Linked DNA regions of Homo sapiens: regions 2 and 3 are each linked to region 1. A link is a loop called in an ENCODE intact Hi-C map of the cell type or tissue named here. Cell type or tissue: mammary epithelial cell. All regions are shown on one strand. Each heading gives the region's core, and the rest is flanking DNA. Links, peaks and the distances in the headings are about the cores only.

Region 1 (11,222 bases), core at 3,486-8,485:
AAAAAGAACATGGGCCTGAGAATAGAATGAGTCACCCTGGGCAAGTGACCTAAACTTTCTGGGCTCCAGTTGTCTCATGAGGATAATGTCTGCCTCCCAAGGTCACAGGTATGTGTCAAATAGGACCCGTATATAGAGTGCCAAAAAATGTGCCAGGCACAGAAAATGGCTCCATAAATGTTAACTAACCAGTGATCATTACTGTTCACAAGGTTTCAGTTCTCCTCTCAAGCTATCCTGGCCTCCTGCTGCCACATTCCTTTCCTCTTTCAAAGTTCTCATTCCCTTTCTTCCTGCTGATCCTAATAGGCCCATTAGGGCCCACCCCTCTGCAAAGCTCTTCTTGCCACATCAGCCTACAATGAGGTCTTCCTCATTAGAGCTCTCATAGGCCTTGTCTTAACCACTCATTTACTTGTCGTGTTCTTCTTAGTGCTGTTCATTACCTTTCTACACGTGATGCCATTTAGACTGAGCAAGCTTTATTTGCTGATTTTGTGACTTGTTATAAGTACTTTACCAAAAAGTACTTTACCTTTATATAGGCCCAGTCACGTGGATGCTGAATTTTGAAACAATATAAGGATACGCCAATGATTAACACTGAACGGATCAGTGTCAGCCACATTTAGAGTCCAGCAGTGGGCCAGGATTTCCTTGCAGCTCCCTTTGTGTTTTCTAGAGATGGTCCAACTGATAAGAGGATACAGTTCCAACACTGCTTTGTCAGTAAAATCATCAGAAATGGAAATAATAAAAGAGATATAGACTTGTGTTCTGGAGTGGTAGTGAGAAGATTCTACAGTTAAAAGGTAATCAGATAAAAGTCATTAGCTTCTAATTAAGATCATCTGGCTGGAAATTGCAAAATGTACACCTGGAAGTCTTGATCTTTAAAACAGATAAAACCTGGGGCAAGGTTAGTAAAGTTGAAAAGGAGGGCCAGCAATAGACAGCAAGAAGGGGCAGTCAGGAGAAAGAGATGTCCCACCACATCATAGGTGCCAGGGCAGGGCTTCCCAGGACCCAGGAATAGATTTCAGCAGCCCCTACAAACTGAGGACGCCCTCTGGAAAGACCACATACTCCTTCGCCTCTCCTCCTGGCCCTATCCAAAGAGACTAAATCAGGGCTATTCCCAAGGCCAATATTAAAGGGGGCCTAGGATGATTGCAAGGATCCCTACCCAAAGAAATCTCTCCCCACCAACTTGCTGATTCTTAAAAAGCCTTTTTTCCTGCAATTAGAGACTGAGGTTTAAAAGGTAAATGCAGTTCACATATTGACTAAACAATCAACAAATGCAGACCGTGCCAAACCACCCTTTCTGGGTTTTATTTGGGTATGAGGGAATCAAAAACACCAGTGAAGGATGAGACTCCAAAGTGAGTCAACCAACTGTTAACTTCAAAGCCAAAGAGAATTTGTGTTCCAGGATAGCTTTCTCCAGCTGTGCTGGTATGCACAAAGGCAGCTCTGCTACTTAGGACACTTTGTGACTCTAGTAAGGTATAGACTTGAACTGCAAGCAACTCTAAACCCTCCAAGAAGTGAAACATCTTAAGGCTAGACAAGGTAGAAAAAGGTGAGCACTAGCAAACCACATGGGCCTGCCCTGGAACTGTGCCACAGTCAAAGTACAGTGGTTAGTAGTCAGAATAATTTTTGAAGAGATTTTCTCCACACATGTCAATTAGCATTGAAGGGAGTTGATATGGACTGAACTGTGCTCCCCCTCCACCATCCACATATTAAAGCCTTAACCCCCCATGTGACTGTATTTGGAGATAGGGCTTTTAAGGAGGTAATTAAGATTAAATAAGGTTGTAAGGAAGGAGGCTTAATTCAATAGAACTTGTGTCCTTATTTAAAAAAAAAAAAAAGGGCCAGAAACAGTGGCTCACACCTGTAATCCCAGTACTTTGGGAGGCCGAGGCAGGCAGATCACGAGGTCAGGAGATAAAGACCATCCTGGCTAACATGGTGAAACCCCATCTCTACTTAAAATACAAAAAATTAGCCAGGCGTGGTGGCAGGCGCCTGTAGTCCCAGCTACTCGGGAGGCTGAGGCAGGAGAATGGCCCGGGAAGCGGAGCTTGCAGTGAGCTGACATCGTGCCACTGCACTCCAGCCTGGGCGACAGAGTAAGACTCCGTCTCAAAAAAGAAAGAAAGAGAAGATCAGGCATGGTGGCTCATGCCTGTAATCCCAGCACTCTGGGAGGCTAAGGCAGGCAGATCACCTGAGGTCAGGAGTTCGAGAACAGGCTGGCCAACATGGTGAAAGCTATCTCTATTAAAAATACAAAACTTAGGCGTGGTGGCACATGCCTGTAGTCCCAGCTACTCAGGAGGCTGAGGCATGAGAATAGCTTGAGCCCGGGAGGCAGAGGTTGCAGTGAACCAAGATCACACCACTGCACTCTAGCCTAGGTGACAGAGCAAGACTCTGTCTCAAAAAAAAAAAAAAGTAAAGGAAGAGACACTGGAAATACATGTACACAAAGGCACTATGAGGACACAACGAGAAGGCAGCCATCTGCAAGCCAGGAAGAGAACTCTCACCAGAAACCAACTCGACCAGCACATTGATATTAGACTGGTAGCCTCCAGAACTATAAGAAAATAAACTTCTATTGTTTAAGCTACTCTGTCTGTAGTATTCTGTTATGGCAGCCTGAGCAGAAAAATACGGGGGTCTAATTTATAACTGTCCAACACACACACACACACACACAGAGAGAGAAAGAGAGAGAGAGAGAGAGAGAGGAAAACTTACCAGCAGAGAAGGCAATAGGAAACTAGGGCTGGCCCCTGCAGAATTCTTTCAATGGGCTCCAGGATAGGGGATGCAATGTCCGTGAATACTCCCTGATATGGTTTGGCTGTGTCCCCACCCAAATCTCATCTTGAATTCCCACGTGTTGTGGGAGGGACCCAGTGAAAGGCAACTGAATCATGGAGGCAGGTCTTTCCCAAGCTATTCTTGTGATAGTAAGTCTCACAAAATCTGATGGTTATTATAAGGGGGAGTTTTCCTGCACAAGCTCTCTTTTGGCCTGCTGCCATCCATGTAAGGCATGACTTGCTGCTCCTTGACTTCCACAATGATTGTGAAGCTTCCCCAGCCATGTGGAACTATAAGTCCAATAAACCTCTTTCTTTTGTAAATTGCCCAGTCTCAAGTATGTCTTTATCAGCAGTGTGAAAACAGACTAATACACTCTCACATTAGTAATTTTTACACCATCCCAACATAGTTATTATAATAGAAGTTTTTTCATAGGGTATTAGTACGTACAGGTCAACAAACACTTATGAGGCACCTACTGTGCCAAGCAGTAAGACAGGGAGTACAAAGATGATGATATCTGCCTTCAAAGACCTTATAGCAGGCTCACCAAGATCCTGGACTGAGCCACGCTCTGCCCACTCCTCCAGGCAGTTCATACTGTGCACCTGAATCATAAGTATTCCCTAATCCTACAGACCCCCAGCTCTCTGAATGGTTTGCTAGTGGACATCTTTTTCTACCTTGTCTTGCCTTAAGAGGTTTTACTTCTTGGAGAGTTTAGAATTGCTTGCATTTCAAAAAGAACCCAAGGTTCTTCATTTGCAGTTTTTCTTGTTTTTGGAAAGCAGAATGGTGGCTGGGAAGAGCTCTGGACATGGAGTTGGGTCTGGATGAGTTCCAGGCTCCCACTTCAAGCTGATGACCCGTCTGACCTAGTCTCAACCATAGGTAAATGAAGACAATAATACTTACCTGATAAAATGTTGTGAGGATTTAAAGAAATGTGTATACTTAAGTGCAAAGTTACATAAACAAAATGCAGTAGTAGCAATAACTATCACGTACAGACTATTCTCTACACACCAGGAACTGTGGTTCTTAGAGATAGAGAAAAAAAAAAGAAGTGTTTTTCCTTTTCTCATAGACTCAACAAAACATTCTGACACCAGGTGTTTGGGGATTTCTTCCCACACATCAAGCAATCAGTGTTCCAGCAGACACCAAATAAATGCCCTTTAATTCAATTCAACTCTGATGCTATCAACCTGGAGATAGCATCAGGCCCCACAGGTTAAGGGCTCCTCTCACAAGACTGCCTCCCACTTCAGATGCCAATTGCAGGCCCCAGGTTGTGACCTGTGCTTCTGCCCAAAAGGCTGTAAATCAGGGTTCCCATGACTTCCTCCCAGGGTTCGATTAATTTGCTACAGCAGCTCACAGAACTCAAAGAAACACCTTACTTACATTTACCCACTTATTATAAAGGATATTCAAAGGATACAGATGGACTGCTGGATGGAAGAGATGAATTGGTCAAGGTGCAGGGGAGGGGCGTAGAGCTTTCATGCCCTTTTGGGCGAGCCAGGCTTCAGGCATCTGCACATGTTCAGCTATCCAGAAGCTCCCCAAGCTGAGTCATTCTGGGTTTTTATGAAGGCTTCATTGCATAGGCACGATTCATTGAATCATTGACCAGTGAAGATCAACCTAACCTTCAGCTTCTTTCCCCTATCTAAAAGTTGAGGGGTGAGGTTGAAAGCCCCAAGGCTCTAATCACATGGTTGGTATCCCTGGCAACCAGCACCCCCACTCCTAAGGCTGAGAGCCCGGGCCACCAGTCATGTCATTAGCATACAAAAAGACACTTACCACTTAAGGGATTTCAAGGGATTTAGGAGCTGTGTGCCGGGATCAAATGGCAGAGACTAAATATATATTTCTTATTATATTACAACATAATGGTGGTCAATCTTCACAATAACCATGACAAGTCTATGACATGGTACTATTATGATCCTCATTTTTACTAATAAAAAAAGCAGTGATTTAAGAAGTTACACAACCTGGCCAAGGTCACAGGACTGAGAATCTGAAGCTTGGTAGTTCAAACTCCTGATCTCTAGGTACCTATTAACTTATTATATTTTCCCCCTGGTTGCATAACCTTTTCATCAATTATCTTAGGTACTTTCAAGTCATTTGGATTTATTCCTGATCATCATAATGTAAAGTATTGATACATACTTTACAGATGAGAGCCGCAAAGAAAAGAAAGAAATATAATAGGTAGAAACTTAAGTAACAGGCTAATCATTAGAAAGGTTTAAGAGAGACTACTCATTCAGGCTGCTGCCAAGTCCACGCCTCTAAATGCACTCCATTACTCTTTTAAAGAACGCTAATGCATGAAGTTGGTTATTATTATCAAATCTCTGACATAAGGGAAATTTTTCTGATTTTTTAACCTTAAAAATTGTTCCTTTTAAATCATCATATTAGACTACCTTTTTTTACCATTCAGACAGGTAAGCAGGAATGTCTTCTTTTTTTTAATTGAAGAAAAGCTTAGTTTTTCCCTGCAACTGCATATAAAGCCTTTTAACTGTGTGATTACTCTGCCATCTAGCTTCCTAAGCCTATATAGCTGTTCATGAGATACTCCTGGGGTATATTAGGGATAAGCACTGCTTTGGTTTAAAATGCCTTGGTTTAGATTACTTAAATGTTCAATGATCACACACACACACACACACACACACGACAATAACAGTAATCATCATGTCTCCTCCTTGTATGAAATGTCAATCTACAACGTTGTAAGAAACCCCTGAGCCAGCTGAAATTTCTTCTTGTTAAATAAAGGTCAACTGAACAGTGTTCTTTCTTTTCAAGTATCTGGAATGCAGATTTTGGACTTAAACTGTGTAAAGTTAACGTGAAAGGCCAACAGATAAATCACTGAGCATTCATCCATCTGTCGTTTGACTAAATCTTATCAATTTAGATGAAAAGAGAAAGCTTTTTCTAGTCGTCTGTGTATGTCATGGGACATACCCTTAAGTTACCCAGAATAGTGTTTATTATAGAAATATTACTGTTCCAGGGTTAAGTGCAGTGGCCCATGCCCGTAATCCTAGCACTTTGGGGGGCTGAGGCGGCAGATCACTTGAGGCCAAAAGTTCAAGACCAGCCTGCTGAGCAAGGTAAACCCATCTCTACTAAAAATTATTATTGTTCCTAGACAATAGTAACATATCCCTTAGGAAATGAAGAAAAATCTCTATTTTTGGCCTGAACCTGGGTTTGAGACCATATGAAATCACAGTCCTTAGAGCCGGCCATGGTGGTGCACATCTGTAGTCCAAGCTACTCAGGAGGCTAAGATGGGAGGATCATTTGAGTCCAAGAGTTTGAGCCCAGCCTGGGCAACATAGTGAGATCCCTCCAACTAAATTTTTAAAAAAACAAACGCTGTCCTTGATTAGAGTCATCAATATCTGGAAATAAATGTCCTCATCTCCCTCAGGGTAGGGGACTCTGTTGCCAGCAGAGTGTGAACACATGAGTGGCAAATAGAGACAAGGTTATTCTCATACCACATGGGACCTGAATCTTTTCCTATGAAATTGCTCCTTTGTGATTAAAGGATTTGTACTCGGTTGCCCTGGAGGTCTTGGTGTTCTACTGTGTTTTTCCAGAGTGGCCCCACTACACAACACACACACATACACACACACACACACACACACACATTTCTTTCTGTTAAGACACCTAATTCTAAGATGTTTTCAGTTTAAAATGAGTAGGAAAAAGGTATGCTTCCTATGCCATCAGCAGTTTTCAGTGAGCAATTGTAATGCAAGAAACAATTATAAAGTGATCAGATATACAATGTGATTTGTCAGAAAAAAATGTGAAAGACCTAGAAATGGACAGGCTGGGCGCAGTGGCTCACGCCTGTAATCCCAGCACTTTGGGAGGCCGAGGCAGGTGGATCACGAGGTCAGCAGATCGAGACCATCCTGGCTAACACGGTGAAACCCCGTCTGTACTAAAAATACAAAAAATTAGACAGGCGCAGTGGCGGGTGCCTGTAGTCCCAGCTACTCAGGAGGCTGAGGCAGGAGAATGGTATGAACCTGGGAGGCAGAGCTTGCAGTGAGCCGAGATTGCGCCACTGCACTCCAGCCTGGGCGACGAGCGAGACTCTGTCTCAAAAAAAAAAAAAAAAAAGAAATGGACCAAAAAGTCTACAGCCATACCATCCTGAACACACCAATCTCATCTGATCTCAGAAGATAAGCAGGGTCAGGCGTCGTTAATACTCAGATGGGAAGAATGAACCAAAAAGATAGCTGAGCATTTTCTGTAAACAAAAAATGAAATCCTAAGCCCCTGCACCAACTGAACAGACTCCGTCTGAGTCAAGGGAGCCACAGAGAAACCTGAAAACCTGACCTCCCAGCCATGACCAGAAAGGAGGTTAGATATGCCTCATTACACCCTCCTCCCTTTTGGAGTTTAGGCACAACTGACAAGCATTAACATTAAAACAGTGATCATAAGACTGACAAAACAGACTCTTTGTGGCAATAAGATACCAAATTCCAACCTGACTCTGGTATAGCATCACATGACAGAGAGCAGACCCTGAAGAAAATGAAAATATGTTACCCCCAAATATATTTATTTGACATATTTTGAAATGGCCCTGAAAAGCTGTCTTTCATAGGGGAAATTTGCATCTTAGAGAATCTTTATTAATATAGTCAGGCCTTTCCTGGATATAGAAGAGATTAACTAAGAGTCTGACACCTTTCATGATTCAAAAAGAGACATTTACTGTCTATTCTCTCTGAAGGCTGTTACCTGGAGGCTTCATCTACATAGCAGGAACCTTGGTCTCTTCTGCTGAGTCATGAAAAGAAAATAAAAAGAACCTAGTCCCCTAAACCCCCTTTATCTTAACTAAAGCATTTCTTTCTATAGTCTTTAGACAAAGCTTAATTCTTCAACCAATTGCCAATTAGAAAATCTTTGAATCCAACTATGATCTGTAAGTTCCTCCTCTTCAAGATATCTCACCTCTGTGTGCTGAACCAATGTACACACTGCATGTATTGATTTATAATTTCAGCTATAATTTCTTTCTCCTTCAAATGTATAAAACCAACCTGTAACCCAACCATTCTGGGCAAACTTTCTCAGAACCTCTTAAGGCTGTTCCTGGGCCATGGTCACTCATATTGGCTCACAATAAACCTCTTTAAATATTTTCCAGAGTTTGGTTTTTTTAAATCAACATTTCAATGGGAAAAAAAATGTATTGTTTCTAGTACTCTCTCCTGGCTTATCTGATTCTATTGATACAGGAGCTAGAAAAAAATTATTTAGGCAGATAGTGAGGGTAAGAGAGTCCTCAGCAAGATTTGCCTTTTAATAAAAATCAGCCCCAAAATCATTTCTTTTCTAACAAACAGCAGCCTGAAAAATCAAGCTGCAGACAGGTAAGCAAGCTGGAAGCTGCATAGGTAAATGCCGGCAGCTGTGCAAATAGAAAAGGGATACCTGGAAGCCAGGTATGTTCAACACGGAGGCTCCATCTTCCCTTTTCTTTGTCACTATGTATGCAGTAAAGAAGCAGGCAACATGGTGCTGGCCAGGTAGAGAACCTATCTGCATAATAAAGGATTAGGGTGGTGAAAGATTAGGGCACAATGTAAATGGCACACCTGGTCCAACCAATCCTTTGCACCCTATGTAAATTAGACACCATCTCTTCAAACTCATCTATAAAACCAACCACCTCTTACTACAAACCAGGACATCCACTCAGAACCGCCTCCCTCTGCATGAGGGAGCTTTTCTCTTTTGCCTATTAAACTTCCACTCTTAAACTCACTCTTTGTGTGTCTGCATCCTTGATTTCCTTGGCATGAGGTACTTCAGGTATTACCCCAGATGGATGATGCTGCTTCACTATTAGGTTTTATTATCTCTGGCCTACTCATAACTCTGTAAATAACTGATAGCAAAGCAAAAATTCTTGTCTACAGACATGCAAGTAGATTCTGACTGCTTGGAGGAAACACTGATTTCCCTCCACCTGTAGTGTTAAAGAAAAAATTACAGGCTGGGTGCAGTGGCTCACGCCTGTAACCCCAGCACTTTGGGAGGCCGAGGGGGCCAGATCACGAGGTCAGGAGATCGAGACCATCCCGGCTAACACGGTTAAACCCCGTCTCTACTAAAAATACAAAAAATTAGCCCAGCATGGTGGCGGGCGCCTGTAGTCCCAGCTACTTGGGAGGCTGAGGCAGGAGAATGGCATGAACCCAGGAGGCGGAGCTTGCAGTGAGCCAAGATCGTGCCACTGCACTTCAGCCTGGGTGACAGAGGGAGACTCTGTCTCAGAAAAAAAAAAAAAGAAAGAAAAAATTATGGCCAGACACAGTGGCTCATGCCTGTAATCCCAACACTTTGGGAGGCTGAGGCGGGCAGATCCCCTGAGGTCAGGGGCTCAAGACCAGCCTGGTCAACTTGGCAAACCCCTTGTCTACTAAAAAAACAAAAATTAGCTAAGTGTGATAGTGGGTGCCTGTAATCCCTGCTACTCAGGGGGCTGAGGCAGAAGAATCACTTGAACTCGGGAGGCAAAGTTTGCAGTGAGTCGAGATCGTGCCACTGCACTCCAGCCTGGGTAACAGAGCAAGACTCCATCTCAACAGAAAAAAAAAAAAAAAAAAAGAAAGAAAGAAAAAATTATTCAATGATACTTGTTAAAGCATGGTAAGGCACACTTTATTCAGAACCATTGAGATAAGTATAGGGACCACTAAAACAGGATTTTGTAATGAGGGAGAGAGATTGTGCCCAACTCCAAATACAGCATGGGCAAGTGAAAATTTACAGCCAAGAACCAGGGTGGAGGTCAGTGGATGGAAAATTACTAGGAGGAAACATCAAGGGTAAAGGAGATTCTGCATAAACCCACCTAACAGGAGTCTTGCTGAAGACAGGCCAGGGTGATCAGACATCACCTGGGGGATGATGGAGGATCAAAGGTCAAAGATGATCAGACATTGAGAGTAGGGGGTTTTCGTTAAAATGTCTTACCAGAGTTCTTGCTAAAATTGGATTTTACAGGTGCATAAATAGGCCTAGGAGAAGTTTCAAGAACCTGACTAAAGTTTGGTCAAATAAAGAATCTTTGTCAGTAGGAAAAACCAGTTTTACATTCATTTGTAAATTTATTTCACCGCCTATTTTTGTTTCTACTCTTTCAAGTTCCTCTTTGAAATAGCTGTCAAATCTTTCCGGTTCCCTCATCAATTAATGAGTTATGCCTGTAAGAAAGTCACGAATTTACCTTTTTTTTTTTTTTTTTTGAGACGGAGTCTCGCTCTGTCACCCAGGCTGGAGAGCAGTAGTGCAGTAGTGCTATCTCGGCTCACTGCAAGCTCTGCCTCCCAGGTTCACGCCACTCTCCTGCCTCAGCCTCCCGAGTAGCTGGGACTACAGGCACCCACCACCACACCTGGCCAATTTTTTTGTATTTTTAGTAGAGATGGGGTTTCACTGTGTTAGCCAGGATGGTCTCAATCTCCTGACCTCGTGATCTGCCAGCCTCAGCCTCCCAAAGTGCTGGGGTTACAGGTGTGAGCCACCACACCCAGCCCCATTTTTTTTTAAATTATCCTCTAAGAGACCTTATTTTCTTACCAGCCAGCTTAGGAGAGGAGTGGAAATCAGGTAGCAAGAGAACAAAGGGCTAGATATTCCACTGGGTTTCTCTAAAGTCCCCAGACTCAGTTTAAGAGAAGGGACAGCCAAGTGCAGTGGCTCACACCTGTAATTTCAATACAATGGGAGGCCGAGGCGGGGGGATCTCTTGGCCCAGGAGTTTGAGACCAGCCCTGGCAACATCTCTACAAAATGCTGTCTCTATAAAAAATTTAAATAATTAATTAATTAATTAATCAAATGTAGTGATGCACACCTATAGTTCCAGCTACTTGAGAGGCTGAGGTAGGAGGATCACATGAGTCTGGGAGGTTGAGGTTGCAGTGAGCCATGATCTTGCCACTGCACTCCAGCCTGGACCACAGAGTGAGACCCTGTCTTAATAAACAAACAGGCCAGGCACAGTGGTTCATGCCTGTAATCCCAGCACTTTGGGAGGGTGAGGCGGGCAGATCACCTGAGGTCAGGAGTTTGAGACCAGCCTGGCCAATATGGAGAAATCTCGTCTCCACCATAAAAATACAAAAACTAGCCAGGCGTGGTGGTGCATGCCTGTAATCCCAGCTACTCAGGGCCCGGAGGCAGGAGAATCCCTTGAACTTGGGAGGCAGAGGTAGCAGTGAGCCAAGATCACAACGCCGCACTCCGGCCTGGGAGACAGAGTGAGATTCCATCTCAAAATAAAA
Region 2 (11,222 bases), core at 4,063-9,062, 250 kb before region 1:
AGAGTCACTGGTAGGCACTAACTCCTTGTCTACAAAGATTTTTAATAAAGAAAAAACATGTAGGGCTGGACACAGTGGCTCACACCTATAATCCCAACACTTTGGGAGGTCAAGGCAGGGAGATCACTTAAGGCCAGGAGTTCGAGACCAGCCTGGGCAGCATAATGAGACACTGCCTCCACATAAAAAATTTAAATATCAGCCAGGTGTGGTGGCGCATGCCTATAGTCCCAGCTACTCAAGAGGCTGAGGCAGGAAGATTGCTTGAGCCCAGGCATTTGAGGCCATAGTGCACGATGATCAATCCTGTACATAGGCACTACATTCAGCCTGGGTGATAGAGTGAGACCTATCTCTAAAATATATATAAATAAATAAATATGTGGGCTGAGACAGGCTGTAGCTTAATTCACAAGTACTTATCAATACATTAAGAGGAATCAGAGCCCCAGAAGTGAGTGTACAAAAGATTGAGATGATTGTTCCTAGGGCAGAGAAGATAGAAAGGTTGTATTTGGAAAATGAGAAGGCTATTTTGGAGTACTAGGAATAGTTAAAGGGATCATCAGGAATGAAGGGGGGCCAGGTGTGGTGGCTCATGCCTGTAATCCCAGCACTTTGGGAGGCTGAGGCGGGTGGATCACTAGAGGTTAGGAGTTCAAGACCAGCCTGGCCAATATAGTGAAATCTCATCTCTACTAAAAATACAAAAATTAGCTGGGCCTGGTGGCACACGCCTGTAATCCCAGCTACTCAGGAGGCTGAGGCAGGAGAATCACTTGAACCCTGGAGGCAGAGGTTGCAGTGAGCCAAGATCACGCCATTGCACTCTAGCCTGGGCAACAGAGCGAGACTCTGTCTCAAAAAAAAGAAAAAAAAAGAATGAAGAGGAAGCAAAATAAGAAGGAAAAAAATGGGATAATGTGCAGGTTTGTTACATAGGTATATGTGTGCCATGATGTGTGCAAGTGCTGCACCTATTGACTCATCCTGTAAGTTCCCTCCCTTCACCCCCCCACCCCATAACAGGCCCTGGTGTGTGTTGTTCCCCTCTCTATGTCCATGTGTTCTCATTGTTCAGCTCCTACTTATGAGTGAGAACATGTGGTGTTTGGTTTTCTGTTCCTGTGTTAGTTTGCTGATGATGATGGCTTCCAGCTTCATCCATGTTCCTGCAAAGGACATGATCTCATTCCTTTTTATGGCTGCATTGTATTCCATGGTGTATATGTACCACATTTTCTCTATCCAGTCTATCATTGATGCGCATTTGGGTTGGTTCCAAATCTTTGCTATTGTAAATAGCGCTGCAATAAACATATTGTGTGCATGTGTCTTTATAGCAGAATAATTCATATTCCTTTGAGTATATACCCAGTAATGGGATTGCTGGGTCAAATGGCATTTCTGGTTATAGATCCTTGAGGAATTGCCACATTGTCTTCCAAAATGGTCGAACTAATTTACATTCCCACCAACAGTGTAAAAGTGTTCCTATTTCTCCACAGCCTCTCCAGCATCTATTGTTTCTTGACTTTTTAATAATTGCCATTCTGACCGGCATGAGATGGTATCTCATTGTGGTTTTGATTTGCATTTCTCTGATGATCAGGGATGTTGAGCTTTTTTTCATATATTTGTTGGCCATGTAAATGTCTTCTTTTAAGAAGTGTCTGTTCATATCGTTTGCCCACTTTTTGATGGGGTTGTTTGCTTTTTTCTTGTAAATATATTTAAGTTTCTTGTAAATTCTGGATATTAGACCTTTGTCACATGAGTAGATTGCAAAAATTTTCTCCCATTCTGTAGGTTGCCTGCTCACTCTGGTGATAGTTTCTTTTGTGAGCACCCTCATCTATTTTGCAATTTTACCAAAGGTAGGAATACCTCTACCAGGTATCTGGCTATGTCCTAATATACCAGATGGAGATTAACTGCCAATGAAACAACTTTGTTTTAAGTTAGGGATTCATGTCTCAGAGCCCACAGAGGAACAAGCCCTCTAGTTTTCAAATCCATGAGAATCTACCTTTTCCTCAGTATCAAGCTCAGTGGAAATCTTAAACTTCATGGAGTTAAACTTAAAATAACACTAAGATCAAAGTGTTTAGACATAAGCCAGCCAAAGAAAACCTCACCTATTCACCCACACTTAGATTCCCAGGTGCCATGTAAACAACTCTGTACTGCTGATACCCAACATAATACAAGAAAGGCTCAAATTTTCAGAGAAATAAATAATTATTCCACAGTTTGGGAAATGAACTTTGTTCGTGTCAAAACTGTTGTAGATTGTACACTTTTCTGTTTCTTGAAGACCTGAAAACACAGAGGGACTCAGGTATGAAATTGAGAGAGTAGATCACTGCGGAGTTTGTTGCAACTGTAGGTCTAGTTAAATGTTGGCTGGAAATGTGCACAAAATACCCCCCCAAAAAAAAAGATTTCTCAAAGGAATAGAGTGATGTGAAAGCTCACGGTCTATTCGTTGGAGAGTTTCCCTCAGATACAGAGCCCCTGATTGAAATTTCATTGCCCAGCAATTTCAGATTCTTCTATATTAAGCAGGCACCAAACCATTCCCACCAAGAGCTAAGATTCGTGAAATGTTCTAACAATTTTAAATTGCTCTCTTCCACTCATGAACTGACTTCCCAATCAACCTCCCATTCCAGAGCATATTAAGATGGCAGGAATTTTGTGAATATTAAATCACTGTGAATCATGCATGGTAATTTAAAACTATTACAGACTAATGTTTGATTGAGAAAAGTATTCTAATTGGAAAAATGATAGAAAAGTTAGTCTAGTTCAATGCTCCAGGACATATTGAAAGAAACTGTGGCTAAAAAGCATTACTCAATTACACAATAATTCTTGCCTCTGTGTCTACGTCCTTGTTGAGAGAGGAGAACCCACCCTTACCCCTCTTCATGGAGCATTAGGCAATCTGGAGAGGAAGTTACTGGGAGTGAACCCTGCTGAAAGAGAACATCCTGGAGGCAAGGATGGGCAACCCAGGTGGCTGAAGAATGGTAAGCAAAGGAAAGACTGAAAGGCAAGTGATAAAAAGACCAATCTTGGGAAGCATTTGTAACCACAGGAAGGGAGACAGAAGCAAGGACCTAACTAGGAATACACATAACTCAACAAAAGCCAGCAGGAATGAGAGCCAATCAATATGTCAAGTTGGAGATGGGTCAGAGGAAATGATTCAAAACTAAGCTCAGGAACCATACAAGTGCTACTTTCACATGGTCCATGTTGGGGGTAAGGAGGTGAGTTGGGTGGCTCACAGTACCAATGCAAGTTGGGTAATAACCCCCAGTGGCTTAGACCAAGGGATGCAACTCAGGATTGGCCCAGGATTGCACTCTCAAATTGTGTTTGTGTTCCTCTAATGTGTCAAAGTATATGCAAAATTCCAAGATAAACATGGCATGTAAAGTGTCAATTGTCCTAGGTGCATAACTTAAACGCTATTCTCATTTTAAAGCAATCCAGGATATACTATGCAGCAGAATCCAAAATTTGCACTAATTTCTAATAAAATAAGTGGCTTGGAAAACTGCGGTATTATCAGAAGACAGGTCTGTATTGGGCTCTGTCTTGAAGCTCCCTGGGGACACTAATTCTATTTTACCAAAAAGGGAACTTCACTCTAAGACTGGACAAATGTGTGAATACAGTTGGACCCACTGAGGTCACCTTTTCTCAAACAAACAAGACTCAAGTAAACAACGCCTAATCTCCCATGATCTATTTTCTGCCTTAGGCAGACGCACATGCCTCTTTTATTTGGATATGAATTGAAAACCAAAGTTTGGAAAGCAGATTCTGAAGCCCACAGAGCCTGGAGCTCATGATGCTCTCTGAGAGACTGTGTTTGCAAGCATGCCCCCTACACCCCATCAAGAGTCTCCAGCTTTAATGGTCTGTAGAAGTTGAATAGAATTGCCTAAGGGAAAATGCTATTCTTTTGCAACACAACACACAGCTCCTCATTCATTTGAGATTTACAATGTGTAATTATATAAAGATCTACAGCTAACACTGTGTGGAACTGCCAATTGTCACTTTGTGGATTTTGCTTAACCTGTGACGGTTATAGAGTTAAATCATTCTTGGCATAAAAAGGGTTAAATTCATGAAATAGTCACATGATGTTTACTAAGTTGTCTCTAGCAAATACTATGTAAGAAAATAACATGAAAATTATTTCCTCAGCTAGAAATTCAGATAAAAAGGGAGGTCTTCCACAAGAAGGAAGGGGAGGGGGGATTAACAAAGATGCTTCAGATTAATCCTTAAGAAAATGCCATCTCTTTCCAATCTCTAAGCTGATGGGGGTTGGGTGGAGACAAGAGACAGAAGGACAAACCAGAGCTGTGCCAGAAGAAAGCCAGTTTCTATTCTTGTTCTCCAAGTCAGTGAGAGCAGACACCTTAAAAGTCACACACCAAGAATCAAAACGTGACCACTTATATTTACCCAACCCAGGGACCCTAAGGAAGCTAAGTTCTATGTACCCAGTTTGGAGAAATATGAGATTTCCAAAGCTGCTCCCAGATTTCATGACCTGTTGAGGAGGCATATGAAGAGGAATTTTAGTTCAAACACTGCCTAGAGGAAATTATAGGCACTTTATAGTAACCCAAAAGGAGCATATGACCTAAGTCTGAGCAAAGGAAGTCTGAAGAACTATATCCTGTCTCAGAGATTCAAAGCTGCTAGAAGGAAACCTCAGAGTAGATCAGTTTCCCAGGCTCACTTTCCTGGTGAACCCATTTTCCTTAAGAGACTCGCCCTTGAAGAACTCAACAAGGAAAGTGCTGTGAGCTGTCCTCCACTGTGGTGCTGAAATATGAAGGCTGCTCACCAAGACACCAATATACCATTGAAGGAGATGGGAAACAATGAGGAGTAGCTGTTGTTAGAGTCCACATAGGTTTCCAAAAGGAGCTGTGATCACAGAGTGCCACCCCCACTCGCCTCTGAGCTGCTGTCGCTGAGAACAAGTGCCAAAAAATCAGCAGGCAGTCCCCTCGGCTGGGAGCTCCCACGGGCTGGATTGTCCCTGGAAGCAGTAGTTTCAGGCTAAGCAGAAAAGGAGAGGACATTTATTCCTGATGGATTTTTTCATCTCTCCCTGCCACAGCAATACAATGACATTATTGTAACATCCAAAAGGAAAATATCTTCTGATATGTTTATTGATGGGTCTTCTGATAAATTCACTAAAGGAAAAGGACAATTTTACATTAAATAATTCCACTGAGATTAGAGACCTCAAAACTTTGGGCAGGCTCTACTGTATCTTGAGTATATTAACTCAAGCTTCTGACTCCCTAGGGCCCAGAATGTGACACTGGAAAAGAACATTATACATAACAAGACGTGATCAATGGGCCATTGCTTTCCTAACTGCTCCAAACCTCATCTGTAAACAATGGGTAATAATATCCTCCTCATAGTAAGCTGTGGTGATTAAATTAAATTATTTTTAAGATATTGGACAAAAGTCCCTGTCATATTGGCTGGGCAATAGTAGATGCTTATTAATAGAGAACAGCATATGAAGAAACCAAGGGTCAGGGAAATGTGTAAATTGCCCTTCATATACATCTTTATTATAACATTTATTATGATATTTTTCAATTATAATGATCCAACTGTATGTCTCCTCTATGAAAACAAAATCATATTTATTCAAATTCCTTTGCCCTGCTCCTAACATTTTTTATTGCATGCTTAGTAAGTATGTTTTGAATTAAGTTTACTTGCATTTCCTACAATTAGACTTGAAGCATGATAAGAGGACAGCAGCCACACAATTATCTGGGCAGTCTCCAGTCTTCCTGCCTAATACTTAGAAATTTCAGTGAACTATAACAGCAGCTACCCCTCACCATCTCTCATTTCTTTAGACATCTCTTTGGCATTAGCAGACAGTCTGACACGTCTGGTCCACCGCACCCTCATATTGCATTACTACTGTCCACTTTCCATGCCTCAAGGCTAATCATAGAAAAATATTCCATTCTTTAGATGTGCTTTCTGTATTGCCCATAAGTCAAACAGCAGCAAAGGGAGGAAATAAAACAGAACAAGTGAGAAAGAAATGTATTTTTTTTCTGCTCTCACACTTGTGAGCACAGCTCCTGGACACTTCAGCTATAATTATTTTTTATTTCTGGACAAAACTAAAGTTTCACTGAAGGAACAATGTGATAACTTTCCTATAGATTTCCATATGTAGGATTTGAAGTTTTTTAATGTTTACTAATAAATTAGTAAAAAAAAAAAATCTATACTCCAAAGAGTATATCTGCTCTCCAAAGAGATCAGATGATGTTTCCTAAATACATTTACTAGCTTTAGCAAAAACTTAAGTCCTGCTAAGTTCTGGAATTGCTCATTATTTCAGATGTCCATTTTACAGTTCTGTATATCGCCTCTAAAGTGACCATCTCTAGACACTTCTTTCTTTTAATTCTGTTACCTACGTATAATTCCAGATTGGTAGAGAGGCTTGTAGAGATGGTACTAAATGAATTACCCAGACCAGAATGAACCCTCTTGCTATGCTCATATTTATTATCATATACACTTGCAGCTTCTAAGCCCCACACTTAAAATTGTTAATATGTAGGAGGTGTACAGCAACACAGACCATACAAGAGCTGAGTCATTAGTATGCATAACTAGAATTGAGAATAAAAACATGCACTATTTGATCTTGGACCTAGACATAGCTTCATAGTAAAAGGTAGGTATTTTTGGATCTTTGATGCAGATAATCAAAGGGAGAAAAAAAAAATCCTATGGTGTTTGATCAGGTCTCAAAAGGAAATTAACCATGGCTGTTCCATTAAACAACTTGGGGGTTCCAAACTCATTTTACAGAAATATATAGCCTATATTTGATGCTAATTTCAGATGCTGCTGTAAGTATCTGTGCTGTTATGACTAAGCCATTGCAGAAAAGAAAGGTGAAAAAGAAATGAGTCCCTACCACGGTTAAAAACTGAAAAAACATTGAGAAAGAGCTCCACCTACTGGAATGTTTTTCTACAACTGAAGACCTATAAAGTTACCCTCAAACTTTTCTAAAATAAAACTTCAATAGGGTCATAGGTCAGATAACAGGTAACATCCTTTGAAGTTGCTTAACCCTCTGATTTCAGGTTGCACTGAGAGGCAGAGAATTTTTCAAGAAAATCAAAGGAAATTTTTGTAATTAATTGACTTATTTCATCTACTGGTTCATAGATTGTATTATGGCAACCAGATCAATATTATATAGAAAAAAGAGGGGATTTTTAAATTGTATTTCTATGTGGCCAAGTAGAGCTAATAGCAGTAGTGTCTAGCATTTGTATAAGTCTTTAGTTCATAAAGCATTTATATGTATATATATATATCATTTAATAATATCTAGCAACCACATAGTTTCCACAATTAATATTCAGCATATCACACCAGTATTACACACTTAAAGCATTCATCCTGATTAGTGAGTGCCTATTCAGTGCCAGCTGTTAAGATATTTTTAATATTGCCCTTGACTTTATTGCATCCTGATTCACGTAAAACTGAATAGAAAAGGGAATATTTGAGTAATTTTCAATCAATAGATAAATATTTTCTTTAATCTATCCTCCCAATACCAACCCCTCACACATGGCCCCTAAATCAATGTTTGCGCTGGGGAGGGGAGGAGGGATTCTGCCCTCCAGTTCTAACCATGCTTCCCCTCGGAAATATCCTTCACAGGATTTACACACACACACATTTACTTTCAAATGGAAATATCCTTCACAGGATTTACATACACACACACACATTTACTTTCCCTAACTCTGAGGAAATCTCAACTCTTTCATTCAATTGGCTGCTGAACACTATTGTGTGTCAGTTACATTCTAGAAATACAAAGAAGATGATAAGGAAGACAGTAAAACTGGAGCCCTGTCCCAGTACCACATGCAAAGCCTGACGTGGACTCTAAGACCCATTACCTAAATGCAAAAGTCAAAGCTGCAAAGCTAGTAGAAGAAACTGTAGAATGTCTATGTGACCTAAGGATGAGAAATACTTCTTAAACAAAATACAAAAGCGCAAACCAAAAGGCAAAACATTGACTAATGAGTTTTCATCAAAGCTAAGCTTTTCAGTTCCACAAACGATATTACGGACAAAATTAACAGAGCACTGACAGAGTAGGAGAAGATATTTATAATGCTTTACCCATTTTATTTTTTTTTTAAGTGAAAGCAAGTTTATTAAGAAAGTGAAGGAATAAAAGAATGGCTACTCCATAGGCTGCTGGTTGCCCATTTTTATGGTTATTTCTTGATTAGATGCCAAATAAGGGGTAGATTATTCATAAGTTTTCCAGGAAAGGGGTGGGCAATTCCCAGAGCTAAGGATTTCTCCCCCTTTTTAGACCATATAGGGTAACTTCCTGATGTTACCATGGCATTTGTAAACTGTCATGGCGCTGGTGGGAGTGTAGCAGTCAGGACCACCAAAGGTCACTCTCATTGTCGTCTTGGTTTTGGAGGGTTTTAGCCCGGTTATTTGCTGCAAACTGTTTTATCAGCAAGGTCTTCATGACCTGTATCTCGTGCTGACCGCCTATCTCATCCTGTGACTTAGAACATCCAGCCTCCTGGTAATGCAGCCCAGTAGGTCTCAGCCTTATTTTACCCAGCCCCTATTTAAGATGGAGGCACTCTGGTTCAAATGCCTTCGACATTTCTCCCCTCCCTTTTATAAGAGAACCCTTAATCCTAAGTGTTGTAGGAAGATGAAGATCCATCTTCCGTAACTTCTTCAGGCTGAATAGGGGCGATGATATTCCTGCCTCAGTATGAGGGTTTCTTGTATTCGGGGCAGAGAGGGCTTAGTTATACAGCATCAGTATGCACTTTACCCATTTTAGAGTAATATCTACAATGTCTAAGAAATTCCTAAATCCAAAATAAAAAGACAGCAATCTCAAAGGAAAAATAGGTAAAGGATGACAAAATGCAATTTACAGTGAAGGAAACCCCAGAGGACTAACATGCTTATGAACAGACACTCAGATCCACAGTTATCAGTGAAATGAAAATTGAAACAACAATGAAATGTAACTTTACAATTAGACTGCCAAAATTTAGAAATCCGGAAAATGCTAAGGGTTGGCTGCAGTATGGGACTATAAAACCCAAAGGATAAAAAAGATAAATAAGACCATTACCGCAATAATGACTAATAATACCACAGAAATTAGAAGCATCTTTAAAAAAAAATTACAGTTTTGAGCACCTAGTCTGAGCCAGTCCCTGTCCTAATAGTCACCTGAACATGCATTATCTTCTTTATTCATGATAGTGACAGTTATTACGGTCCCCATTGTATAACCAGTATAAGAAAACTAAAGCATATAACAATTAAGGGCTCAATCACACAGCTACAAACCACTGGATGAACATTTAAACCAATGTCTTCTGACTTAGAGACCAAGGTTCTTTCAATACCACAGAGTCCTCTTGAGTTTTTCCCTACACCCAGCTGCCACCCCTAGAAACACTCTAGTAGGCCAAGGAAACAGAATTTGCTTTTAAAATTAAGTTAGTACAATTGTTTCTGAAGTACCTGCATAAGTTAACAGTAAAATCAACTCTTTTGTGTGAAAAAAAATTAATAATCTTTTCTGATTATGCAAAAATAGGACTCTACTCTGGGATACAGATTAAGGAATTTTGTGCTTTTCACTGGCAACCTCAAAAGAATGAGAGGGTGTGAAGTGCCCAGAATTTAAAGACAGCAGGAGAGGAAATTGGCATGGGGAAGAGAAGGGGTCCAGGACGATGGCAGAGTCCAAGCAAGGATTTGCAACAAAGAGTGGCTGTAGTGGGGAGTGATAGTGACATATTTACAAAGGAATATTGGAAACCAATATGAGGTGGTTTCCCATTCTATTCTGAGCTTGCCCTCCAGGATCCCCCAGTCTGTCATACATCACAGCCAGCCTCAGTAACCTTGCTCACCCTCTACACTCTCCCTCCAGATTTCCCACAAGGCCACAGTAGCATCAGGCAGGGCATGTGAGGCAATGGGGACACACATGTATTCAGTTGATTGTCTACACTGACCACAGCTGAGCCTGGAAGGATTGTTTTACCCTTTTTATACACAAAATCAATATTCTTTCCCTCATGATTGCATTTGTGTTGTGTGCTGCTCAAACCTCTCTGAAATTCTTTCCCTGACAGTACCTATGGATGGAGCTAGCTAAACTGTGGGATGCTGCTCCTCTAATTACTATTTCCTTTACTTACTTGGGGCTTTTCTTATAATGATTTCATTACCATAGAGGAAAGAGGAAGACCACGCAGCCAAGCCAACCCAAAGAAATGAGTGCTTCATTCAGTCTCACTAGATGCCCTGGTCCATTTGGTCCATTTGGCCCATTTGGCCTGGAGTAAGGGGAAAATCAGGGAAGCCCTCCTGGAGGAGGTGATGCCTAAACCCAATCTTGAAGGTTAACTAGTACTCAGCAGACGAAGAAAGGGGAGCAGAACATCCAGACAGAGGAAAGGAACAGAGGTACAGAAGGAGGAATGACAAGTGCATGTGTGAGGTAAAGGGAGTGTGGAGGGACTGAGCATGAAGAACAAGGCAGGGTTTGGTGGAATAAAGGACTGAAGAGAGCACTGAGCAGTGTGCACTATATTCTTAGATTGACGGGATGCAACTGAGGGGTGTCAAACTAAAGAATGGCAGGATCCGATTTGTGCTTTACCTAGCCTGACAAAATGATCACCTATTGAAAAGCCTAACAAAGAATTTCTCCTAATTTTTTAATCAATTGACACAAAATATTTATAAAGGTTTTTTAAAATAGAACATACTTAATCATTCCTTTCTCAAGTTATTAAGGATATCCCAGAAAAACTATGATGCAGACATCATATTAATTTCTGGAATATGACAACAGAAAGATAATTCTTATTCCAAAAGGCATAAATCTAATTTTTAAAGGACATGGGAGTAAAATTTCACATCAAGAAGATAAGGTCATGTGCAGAAACCCAGGAAGCCAGCACATGATATTGAAGATAGGTTACCAGGTTGCAGAAGGAAGTCCAGCTAGGCAGGCTAAGGAATGGCACCCAGGAGACCCAATAAGGAGTGGCAGGTCTCCAGAGGGTGTGGCTTCCACTGCCATG
Region 3 (11,222 bases), core at 1,074-6,073, 54 kb before region 1:
AACAGCCTTAACCGTAGAGGCACCCAGAGAGGATGTGATTCTATTTCCCAGTAAAGGCAATAAAAGCCTCAAAGTTTGGGCTAATAAAATCTTCACTAAAAACTCTCTCTGACCTTACCTAAAGCACTGTGGAGTGGTTTTAAAGCCTTGTGCAAAGCCTTTTCACAGAACTGTTTCATTTAGCTAAAGGGATGGAGGTGGGGAGAGAGGTGCTTTTCCATTTCCAACCATGGAACAGCAGTAAGGAAGCTTCTATCAGCAACAGGAATTTGATGACTGGCTTCTCCAGCAAAGCACTAAAAATGGGGTCAAGACTGAGCCCCTTGATAAAGTATGGTAATCACCACCATAAGCAAGATATCTTTTTCTAATTAAACTCTCCCTTCCCTCCCAGGAGAAGTCTTGGCCAGCCAAGAGCCCCAGGACCAAATGAGCCTCAGAACTGCAAGAGATAGAATCACAAAAGAAAAATAACCTGGTGAATGGGAGTTTGGGCTCATTGGAAGAAATCGCGTGTGAAATGACTCAAGTCGGAAGGCCTGAGATGAAGCTGCAGAGTCTGATGTGACCCAAGCACTCACACTCAAAGGCATCTCTGGAGTCCCCATGGCTGCCTTGCACAGCTGAGTCCCTGCCTCAGCTCTGTCACAGCATCTAAATTATGAGGCAGTGTACACAAACCGTTCAAAAGCACAAATAAACTGTTATTGCTGGAATTCAAGGCAGGGACCAAAAGAGATATGAGGTTTATGGGGAACATGGACAAGCAAGGGAATCCAGAGGCCTGTGCTGCAGACAGTGCATTTGCCCAGCCAAACCGTGGCCAAGCATCCCTGGGGTGGAGCCAAGCGGAACTGTGGGACAGCTGTGATTTGTCTTTGATGCCCATCTATCTCTCTGTCAGCATTTACTGCACCCACTTCATGTACTAGGCCCTCAGGGTCCTTATCCAGTTTCCTTTCTGAGCCTGCCTTCTTCCTAAGCAAGAACCGAAGCCCAGAAGATTCTCCCCTTCTCTGTCAAAACTTACCTCCTGAGCTGTGTTTCTCCCAGGACCTTGTTCTCTGACAGCAAGTTTTTCAGATCAATTAACCTCTCGTAACAGGTGATAATGAAGATAACTTTCTCAAGTTAAAGATTTGCATATTAACAAACTCAATGCCTTGACCAAAAACTGTGGCTTGGCCGGGGGCAGTGGCTCACGCCTGTAATCCCAGCACTTTGGGAGGCTGAGGCAGGCAGATCACTTGAGGACAGGAGTTCGAGACCAGCCTGGCCAACTTGACGAGGCCCCCATCTCTACCAAAATACAAAAATTAGCTGGGTGTTGGTGACACACGCCTGTAATGCCAGCTACTCATGAGGCTAAGGCATGAGAATCACTTGAGCCCAGGAGGTGGAGGTTGCAGTGAGCCAAGATCTCACTCCAACTTGGGGGACAGAGCAAGACTCCATCTCAATAAATAATAAATAAATAAAAATAAAAAACTGTGGCTCAACTGCTCAAAATATTGCAAGGACCCACTTAAACTAAGAGGAGAGAAAACTGCCACAGTTGCCTACTATAACCAAAACCCATAGGTTAGGCATGAAGCTGGGTCACACTTTTGTCACCTGAACATTACTGAGTCCCATCTCCTCTTGATAACTAAAGAACAGCAAAACTTCATGGAATCTTGAAATTAAAGCTTCATAAGCTAGGTGGGGGTGGGGGTGGGGGTAGAGGCAGTTCAGAAGTGATGACCAGGAAAGCTATGAAGCTATCCTATTTGCTGTAATCCAACTCCTGTCTTCCAAGTTACATTTCTACTTGGAGAGCATGGAAACTCTCCCCAGACTCAAATCTAGCTCAGGACTGGGGGAGATGGCCGGCAGGGCAAGGCATACATGGCCACTTCAAGCCTCCCAAGCCAGAAAGGAGTAGGAATTTGGCCAATGGGTTTCAGTGCTGTTTACATAATCTGAAACTCTTCTTTATAATATATGCACATCTATATATTTTTCTTTTTTTCTTTTGGTTCTGGAAAAATGAGTGTCCTATGTCTTTTGGTGGTTAAATTGATGAGGAAATGAAATTTCTTTGTAATACTTAGAAGTTAGAGTATAAAGTTAAAAAGAAAAAATCAGAAGACTCATCTTTGATTCAATAAGATCTCACCTGGCACAGTGGTTGTATAAAGTACACTGAGGCATGTTTGCCAGCTAAGAGAAAGAAGCCAGAGAGAGGGGGAGGGAGGGAGGGATGCATGGACGGACGGTTGGATGGATGATTAAATAACAATGAAGGTAAAAATAGACTCCACATCCTCAGTGGACTACATAAGATGTGAAGAAAGGATGAGAAGACAGAATAGAATATGTCCTCCTGCCAGCAAGGCAAATGTTTTTCTGGTTTATTTGTTTTGGTTTTTGTTTTTTGAGACAGGGTTTCACTCTGTTGCCCAGGCTGGAATGCAACGGCACCACGACAGGTCACTGCTGCCTCAACCTCCTGGGCTCAAGTCGTCCTCCCACCTCAGCCTTCTGAGTTGCTGGGACTACAGGCATGCACCACTGCACCCAACTAAATTTTTTTTTTATTTTCTGTAAGGACAAAGTTTTGTCGTGTTTCCCAGGATGGTCTCAAACTCCTTAGCTCAAGTGACCCACCTACCACAGCCTCCCAAAGTGCTGGGATTACAGCCATGAGCTACCATGACTGGCCTGCAAATTCATTTTGAATATCAAAATTCAAGGATCCCGCAAAGTCTTTCTCACCCTGAATGAAATCCTACCACAGCAACATTGCTAAAAAAAAAAACTAAGAACTAGTTTGATTACCTTAGTATGGTTTCCTTATTCTCCTTTCACATCTTTAGACTACATAACAATTTTTCCATGACCATTAGTAAAAATCAAACAGTTTATTCCTTTTGACAGCAGAAGACAAAGGCTGAGGCACATGTAAGAAGTAGCAGAGAATGAGAGGGAAGAGTAGCCATGGGCGATGGATCAGTGGGAAAGAGAAGGAAAGTAGAAATAAACACCTCTCTCATCTGCCTAAGGACTTGAGGTCCCTAAGACACACCACAACTCCATAGGCGAGCTGATCAGGACCCAGGTCTCCTAAACCTACGCAGCAATTTGCAATACACAACGCTAAATTATGCTGAAGTGTGTGTGGGTGAAAAGAAAATTTCCCTGACTGCATTCCTACGTGTTCTCTCTCCCACTGTTTCTGTACCCACTCTATCCAAAGAGCATCAGTAGAATGTGGAAGCACAAAGTGGAAATGAGAAAAATTACTTTAAAGACTTATCGATAAGTACTGAGCTTAAAATGTTCGAAACAGAATTGAGTGCTACCCACTTCCACCAAAGTTCTTGATAATTTCTTATGTTCTAGGTCTACCCTACAAAATATGGTGCCCCATTAAGTCCCGTATTCATAGGGGTTCCAAGATTGCTACTTGTAATGTCTGTTTTAGAGTATCTGAATAAATAATTTCTTCTCCATTTCTCACGCTTAGCAGGTTGAACATCTTACTACTAAATGAGAGAATCAGCTCAGTGACCAAACTTTACCAGCAGAACCCAGACTTATTTTCAGTAGGGAAGCCTGAGTTTGCCTTACTAGAGTGTCACCTAGTGTCTATATATGGAACTGCACACAATTTTTTGTTAACGAGTTAAGAACGCATGTCATTGTGTGGCGCGGAAGAGCCTTCCTTTATGAAGTGCTAAAGTACATATGTAGACATTTTTCCAAATCCAATTATAGTTCCATTGATTTATATTAGTATTTTAAATATGCATTCACATTGAAATGATCTGAGACGTTATAAAGTTGGCACTTCAAAATTCAGCAAGCCTTTTTAAATTACATATTTAATAGAAAAATTATTTCTAGAAAAATACTGACAGAATTATCCATGGTTAACATACTGTGCTTTAACTATTAGAGACCATGGTGGTTGCTAAACAACAGTCTTAATTTTCTAGAGAAATATTTGTGAATTTTTCCCAAAAGTATTTCATATAGAGCTCATATGGATAATGACAGATGCTTGTTGTACAGTTACTATGTTCTAGACACTGTGCTAAACACATTACATAATTCCTGTTTAATTCTCACTTAATATTTATAAAATGCTTAGAGCAGAGCATGGCATATAGTAAATGGTGTTAAATAAATAAAATAGCCTAGATTATCCTGAGATGTTTTTATCCTCATTTTACTTATAATAAACATGAGTTTAGAGAATTTAAGTAAGCTTACCATGGTTATACACTTGCAAGTGGCATACCTAGGGTTTGGCCAAGGTTTACCAGACTCCGCAGGCTGCGCACCATGCGCTATTGCCACTCTCGTACACCTCTTCTCTATATATGGTCTCTGTATTCGTTTGCTAGGGCTGCCATCACGAAGTACCAGAGACTGGGTAGCTTAACCAACAGTTTTTTGGGTACTGTTTTGTTTTGTTTTGAGACGGAGTTTCGCTCTGTCACCCAGGCTGGAGTGCAATGGTGCAATCTTGGCTCACTGCAACCTCTGCTTCCCGGGCTCAAGCGATTCTCCTGCCTCAGCTTCCTGAATAGCTGGGATTACAGGTACTCACCACCACATCTGGGTAAATTTTGTATTTTTTTTTTTTTTAAGTAGAGACAGGGTTTCACCACATTGGCCAGGCTGGTCTCGAACTCCTGACCTCAGGTGATCCACCCACCTCGGCCTCCCAAGGTGCTGGGATTACAGACCTAAGCCACCACGCCCAGCCTAAACCAACAGAAATTTATTTTCCCATGATTTTGGAGGCTAGCAGTTTAGATCAAGTTGTCTGCAGGATTGACTTCTTCTGAAGCCTCATATGCCTTGGCTTGTAGATGGCTGTCTTCTTCACACAGTCTTCCCTCTGTATGTGTCTGTGTCCCAATCTCTTCTTATAAGGATACCAGTTATATTGGATTAGGGCCCATGCATATGACCTCATGTTATTTTAACTACTGCTTTAAATGCCCTTTCTCCAAATACAGTCACATTCTGAGGTACTGAGGGTTAGGACTTCAACATATGAATTTGAGGGGAGCAGAGTTCAGCCCATAACAGTCCCTATGTTAGCTTATTTACTTATTAGACTCTTTCCAGACATCTCTAAGAAGGTATGCCTGCTATATACACCAGGCACTGATTCAGACACTGAGAATACAAAGATGCATCTTCATAGACAACAACCATATGTAGCAGGAAAAAGTTTGCAAACACAATTATCACAGCTCAATGTGGGGAAGGTACAAAAATAAAAGTAAGTACACAGCCAGGCGCAGTGGCTCACACCTGTAATCCCAGCACTTTGGGAGGCCAAGGCAGGCAGATCACCTGAGGTCGGGAGTTTGAGACCAGCCTGACCAACAAGGAGAAACCCTGTCTCTACTAAAAACACAAAATTAGCCAGGCATGGTAGCACATGTCTGTAATCCCAGCTACTCCGGAGGCTGAGACAGGATAATTGCTTGAACCTGGTAGGTGGAGGTTGCAGTGAGCTAAGATTGCGCCATTGTATTCCAGCCTGGGCAACAAGAGCGAAACTCTGTCTCAAAAGGAAAAAAAAAAAAGTACATAATTCGGAGCTGGTTGAAAAGAGAAAAAGGTTTATTCTGGAAAAAGGAGGCAAGACTTCAGCAGAGATGGCCTCTAAGGTAGATTTTGAAAACAAATCATTTAAGTAGACAAGGAAAAGAAGGACCTTTGAAATGAAGACACGGGGCATGAAATAACACCCACACCAAGGATATGCCAAGTCATTCATCCAGTCCACAGGAATATACATTTCAATGCAGAAGAGACTAGAATGAAATGACACTGGAGAGATAGCGAGGGACCCTATTGCGAGGAGGAGCTATTTAAGAGTAGTGTGTCTGACTCAGTGAACGGGGTGTTGAGGGAGAAGGCGTGATTTGTAACATTTGCTGATTTCTGTAATATAAGCCCTCCTACCAAGGCTGATTTTAAGCTGTCAATGCGAAGTCACTGACCTCTGGAGTTGAGAAGAGATGTACAATAGCACACCATTATATAGTAATTCCACCATACAGAGTCGACAATACAGTAAATAACCTTGGGCAGTTCAGGCTGCTACAACAAAGCATCATAGACTGGGAGGATTATAAACAGCAGAAATTTATTTCTCACAGTTCCAGAGGCTGGAAATCCGAGATCAGGGTGACAGCAGGGTCGGGTTCTGGTGAGGGCCTCTTCCAGGTTGCAGACTGCCAAGTTCTCCTTGTATCCTTACGTGCTGGAAAGAGAGCTAGCTAGCACTCTAGCTTCTTCTTATAAAGGCACTAATGTCATTCATAAGGTCTCCATCCTCATGACCTAATTAGCTCTCGAAGACCCATTACACATGGGGAATTCAATTTCAACATGAATTTCAGTGGGCACACAAATAATAAGGTTCATATAAGCCTTATGAATATGGATAACAGAAAAATGTAATAGAATAATTAGAAAGTGATGAGTTTTAAGTATTTATGACCTTTTGTTCTAAATATAATTTATTTGACTAGAAGTTTCTATAATTTACTTTTTAATGAAGGCTGTGTTTAACAATTGGCTCACGATTCCGGCAATCATCATGGCAGATAGAAGGCAGGACTAGATTGCAGCTCCAACTCAAATGGACGGAGCAGCATGCAGACGCTTGCATTGTGAATTTTAGCTCCAGAACAACTGCAAGAACAAACCAGGAATCCCAAGAGGACCCACAGACCCTCTGAAATAAGGGGACTGCTCCTGCAGGACCTGGGAGACACCCCAAATACTGTGAGTGCACAAACTGTGGAAGTGGGAAAGGAAGACCCTCCTTTCCGAAACACACACTTCCACTGGGGAGAATGAAGGTCTAGTTTGCGAGAGAAGTTTCCAACCTTACCTGGGGCTGAGTCCATTTAGACAGTCGAGAGAAATACAGGGGTACAGGAAGCAGCGGGAAATGCCCTGGGAGTTCACTGGGTCCCCAAGCAGGACATTCCTGCCTGGCACCACAGGGATCCTTTGGGAGGGCGGCCAGAGGAGTCGGGGGAGAACGCCACAGGTAGAAGGAAGTCTGCGGCTGAACTTTCTAATAGTTGGAACCGGGCATATGCAACCACCTGCAAACAGCATGCAGTTTCTATAGCATTTTCACTTAACACCCTCCCCCTAACAACCTCCACCTGGCAACCTTCCTTTAACCCAAACCTCAGGGCCTCAATCCCCTTTATGGCCTGTGTTCCACGGGACAGGACAGAGGTGGGGGTCGGGGGTACTCAGATGTTAATCATAGAAACGGAAGGAATCTCCAAATTGGCCACTCCCAGATTCCCTAGCTCAGGAGCACACATTCAGGTGCATCTGCCATACAAGGTTATGCTAAGGGTGTGATTAAATTATTGCTATCAGGTGCGTTTACCCTACACCATTTCATACAGCCTAGAAGGGTGATTTGCAGCCTCCGTGGTACTTAGCAGGAGACAGAAAACAATGAAGGCAAAGACATCTGAATAACTAGACCCAATGAAAAACAAATGCTCCAATTAAAATGCCCTCCCCAGACCCAGTGCTTAGCGTTCTCAGATGGGTATGTGGCTAAGAATCACAAAGCCAGAGCTTACATGATTTTTCTTGATAGAGTAGTCATTCAGATTTCACGTGCTAAGAATTAAAAAACAACAACAAAAATGCTGTAATGATCAACAGTGGCCCGAGTTAGGAATAGAAAGGGGAAGGAAGACGGTAAATGTATAAAGGGCAACACCACAAGGAATCCTTGTGATGACAGACATGTTCGGTTTCTTGACCTCTGGTGGATACACAAACCTACACACGTGCTAAAATTGTATGGGAACAGAATGAGATAGTAGTGATCATTGCACAACATTGTGAATATACTAAGACCACAAAATCACACACTTTAAACTGGTTAAAGTAGTGAAAGAATGCTTGGAACTAAATACACATACAGACAGAAACAAGTAAAAGCAAAGATGGGAAAATCTGAATGAAACCAGCTAGATTGTGTCAATGTCAATATCCTAGTTGTGTTATTGTTTTGCAAAATGATACCTTTGACAGAAACCAGACAAAGTGCACACTGGGATCTATCTTATTTCTTGCATGTGAATCTAAAATTATTTTAATACAAATTTCAATTTTTCTAATGTAGTTTTTCAACAAGACTAGTTATGTTGTATAATTGTCTAGTAGTACCTGAAGATACAGAGAAAAGAGATGTCTTTGTCTTATTAATCAGAAATGCTTTCTAAATGTGAAGTTTTTCCTCTCAGATTCAAAGACTTCTTGCTATCCCAAGTGGTCAGCATTCTTTGTTAACTGTGTATCTATATAGCTAGGAGGTTTCTGAGAAACCTTCCTGAGAAGGTGGAACTTACATTTCTTTCTTTTCAATCCACATTTCTGCCTGAGATTCATTTATTTTAGAGATAAAGAAATAAAAATAACTGGGCACGGTAGCTCACGCCTGTAATCCCAGCACTTTGGGAGGCCAAGGCAGGCCGATCACCTGAGGTCAGGAGTTCGACACCAGCCTGGTCAACATGGTGAAACCCGTCTCTACTAAAAAATAGAAAAAATTAGCCAGGCGTGGTGGCACACACCTGCAATCCCAGCTACTCAGGAGGCTGAGGCAGGAGAATCACTTGAACCTAGGAGGTGGAGGTTGCAGTGAGCCAAGGTCAATCAGTTTTGCTATGGGGCAAAATAGCTCCTCTCATTCAAATTCTTCAATCAATTTTACTAAATTCAAATAGAAACACTGTGAGGGGTGTGGTAGCTCACGCCTGTAATCCCAGCACTCTGAGAGGCTGAGATGGGCGGATCGCTTTAGGACAGGAGTTCAAGACCAGCCTGGGCAACATGGCCAAACACTGTTTCTACTAAAAATACAAAAATTAGCCAGGTGCGGTGGCATGTGCCTGTATTCCCAGATACTCAAGAGGCTGAGGCAGGAGAATCGCTTGAACCCGGGAGGCGGAGGTTGCAGTGAGCCAAGATCACACCACTGAACTGCACTCCAGCCTGGGTGAGAGCAACTCTGTCTCAAAAAAAAAAAAAAAAACTGCAAATATGAACACTGCTCGTATGTACAAATTTGCAGTTATGGTGATGAACCATCATAGCTATACCTGGATAGTCTTAACCCTAAGAGACAATTGTTTCTTCTCTGCTCCATCTTCTCCCTCCATGTATCCCTCTCCCAAAGCCAGAGTTTACTAAAACCAAAGACAGTAATTCCACCCATCGTACTTGCTTCCTGGCCTTGACACTTTGCTCTGTGACACACCTCTGATTTATGTTATGCACGCGTGCCTTCTCATTCACAGCAGAGTTGTGCTGTTTAACAAACCCACGATGTTCAAAGTAGCCCCTTCATGTGCTTATATCCTTATTCCAACAATAGTACATGCTGATGCACAAAACATTGTGGACATTCTTACGATTACCTTCAAGGCTTGTACTATATCCTTTTGTCTATCCTAAGTAATGGGAATTTTTTTCCTTTAAAGAAAGAAGTTGATGATTGAGAACAGCTAAATAGAATTCCCAGTTAAAGCCAATAAATAATGTGGGCAACAAAGCTTGTTAAAACTACTTTTCTTTTTCATTCAAAATGACCATAAAGCAATGAGACCAAATTTTTAAATGTTTATGGTTCGTAATACTAGTTCTGGAGGCAGACTAAGAAGAATTTTCTCTGTTTTAGGCAACGACAGCAGAAAAATAAATGTGTGTCATCAATCTTATGATCTCTTTAGAAGACAACAATTGCTTGGACAGAGAATCTCTAGTAAATGCATATCATCAGGGATACAGGTTATGTAAAGAGGGAACCAGGGCCCCCAACTTCCACTGCCAGCCCACTGACAAAGTAATATCCTGCCAAGCCCAGAAGGGGACATAATTCTTGGAATTGAAAGACATGCAATAGGATTGTCAAAACTACATGGAAAATAAGTCCATAAATTGTGAAATAACTTATAGAGTACTATAAATTTTATCAAACACAGAACATTGAAACAAGGGCCATGAGCAACGTGAGTGCCATCTTGAGGCAAAAACTACCATTCACAATCACTCCAAAATCATTTGTTCCATGTACACCTGAGTAGAATATTTATTCAAAAATTTAAACCTCAGACTTTTTACTTTGTAGATATATCATCTTTTTTGTTTGTTTTAAGATAGGGTTCCGCTTTCTCACCCAGGCTTGAGTGCAGTGGCAGAAACATGGCTCACTGCAGCCTCAACCTCCCAGACTTAAGCGATCCTCCCATCTCAGCCCCCCAAGTAGCTGGGACTACAGGCACGTGCCACCACACCTGGCTAATTTTTGTATTTTTTTTGTAGAGACAGGGTTTTGCCATGTTGTCCAGACTGGTCTTGAACTCCTGAGCTCAAGTAATCCACCTCGGCCTCCCAAAGTGCTGGGATTACAGGCATGACCCACGATGCCCAGCCTAAGTCATCTTTAAGATACATGTAAAGTGCCTGGCACAAAGGTTTTCAATAAATGTGATTGAACACCTTCAGCTACATTAGGCTGGGCTGAATCACTATCTCTGTTCTTAAGTAAAGAGAGACTGGGTATGTCTAAAATTACCAAATTCTTCAATCTCAACAGCTGAGTTTAACAAATTTATTTCTAGTTTTCAACACATGGAATTCACTTGGGTTAATCATGTATCCTTGTAGTTCTCAAAAAATGCTAAAGTGGGAAAGGACTGGAAGCATTAGTGTCCTTTGCAGAATATGCCCTTTACTCTGTTGCCAACAGAGTAAAACATCCGAGTCTCTGCCTTGTTGGTTTTCTTCCTATCTCTCCCACTCCTCTGTGCTTCAACTAGCGACAAGGCTTACCAAAAAAAAGACCTCAGAAATATTGTTGCAATGGCTATGCCTCCAAGCAAGGGACATGAAAGCAAGAACAGTCCCAAACTGCAAGTTTCTGTTAAAATGTCTTCCTGTTAAAACCACAAGTTCCCATTCCAACAGGTGTAGCTTTAAAAAAAATAAATAAATAATAAAAACTTTTAAAACGGTATGTTTAATGACAGCTTTCAACCTTTCCCTACCCAATCAAAACCCTGACTCTGCTTCAGCTGGGGAGTGACCTGGTCATCAGTCTTCAGGTGCCTCCGACACACCACCTCACTTAGATTCTTTTCTTCTGACATCATTGTATGGCA

Evidence for each region. A loop is a pair of places that touch in the nucleus more often than their neighbours do. Peaks named below come from ENCODE experiments on the same cell type or tissue, not always from the same donor. Only the 100,000 strongest peaks of a DNase experiment are listed, where the experiment ranks them.
Region 2: it touches region 1 in a loop (20-fold over the local background); 2 of 110 quality-filtered maps call a loop at or near these places.
Region 3: a loop joins it to region 1, with 8 times the contacts of the local background. A loop is called at or near these places in 5 of 110 quality-filtered maps.

The regions. Positions count from the first base shown.
Region 1 is chr14:49,545,592-49,556,813 of GRCh38, forward strand. It overlaps LOC107984701 (a long non-coding RNA gene), which reads right to left and starts at 5,060. Exons shown (of 3, transcript XR_007064154.1): 1 at 4,258-5,060. It also overlaps the pseudogene RNA5SP384. RefSeq lists an enhancer at 8,218-8,803. In mammary epithelial cell, for the core only: a CTCF peak has its summit at 5,416; a DNase peak (open chromatin) is centred at 4,440.
Region 2 is chr14:49,299,290-49,310,511 of GRCh38, forward strand. No RefSeq gene overlaps it. Among named protein-coding and RNA genes, the nearest start is that of RPS29, 280 kb to the right of the region's middle. In mammary epithelial cell, for the core only: a CTCF peak has its summit at 7,040 (motif pointing left); no DNase peak of the experiment used is centred there.
Region 3 is chr14:49,494,315-49,505,536 of GRCh38, forward strand. No RefSeq gene overlaps it. Among named protein-coding and RNA genes, the nearest start is that of RPS29, 86 kb to the right of the region's middle. In mammary epithelial cell, for the core only: a CTCF peak has its summit at 3,628 (motif pointing left); a DNase peak (open chromatin) is centred at 3,617.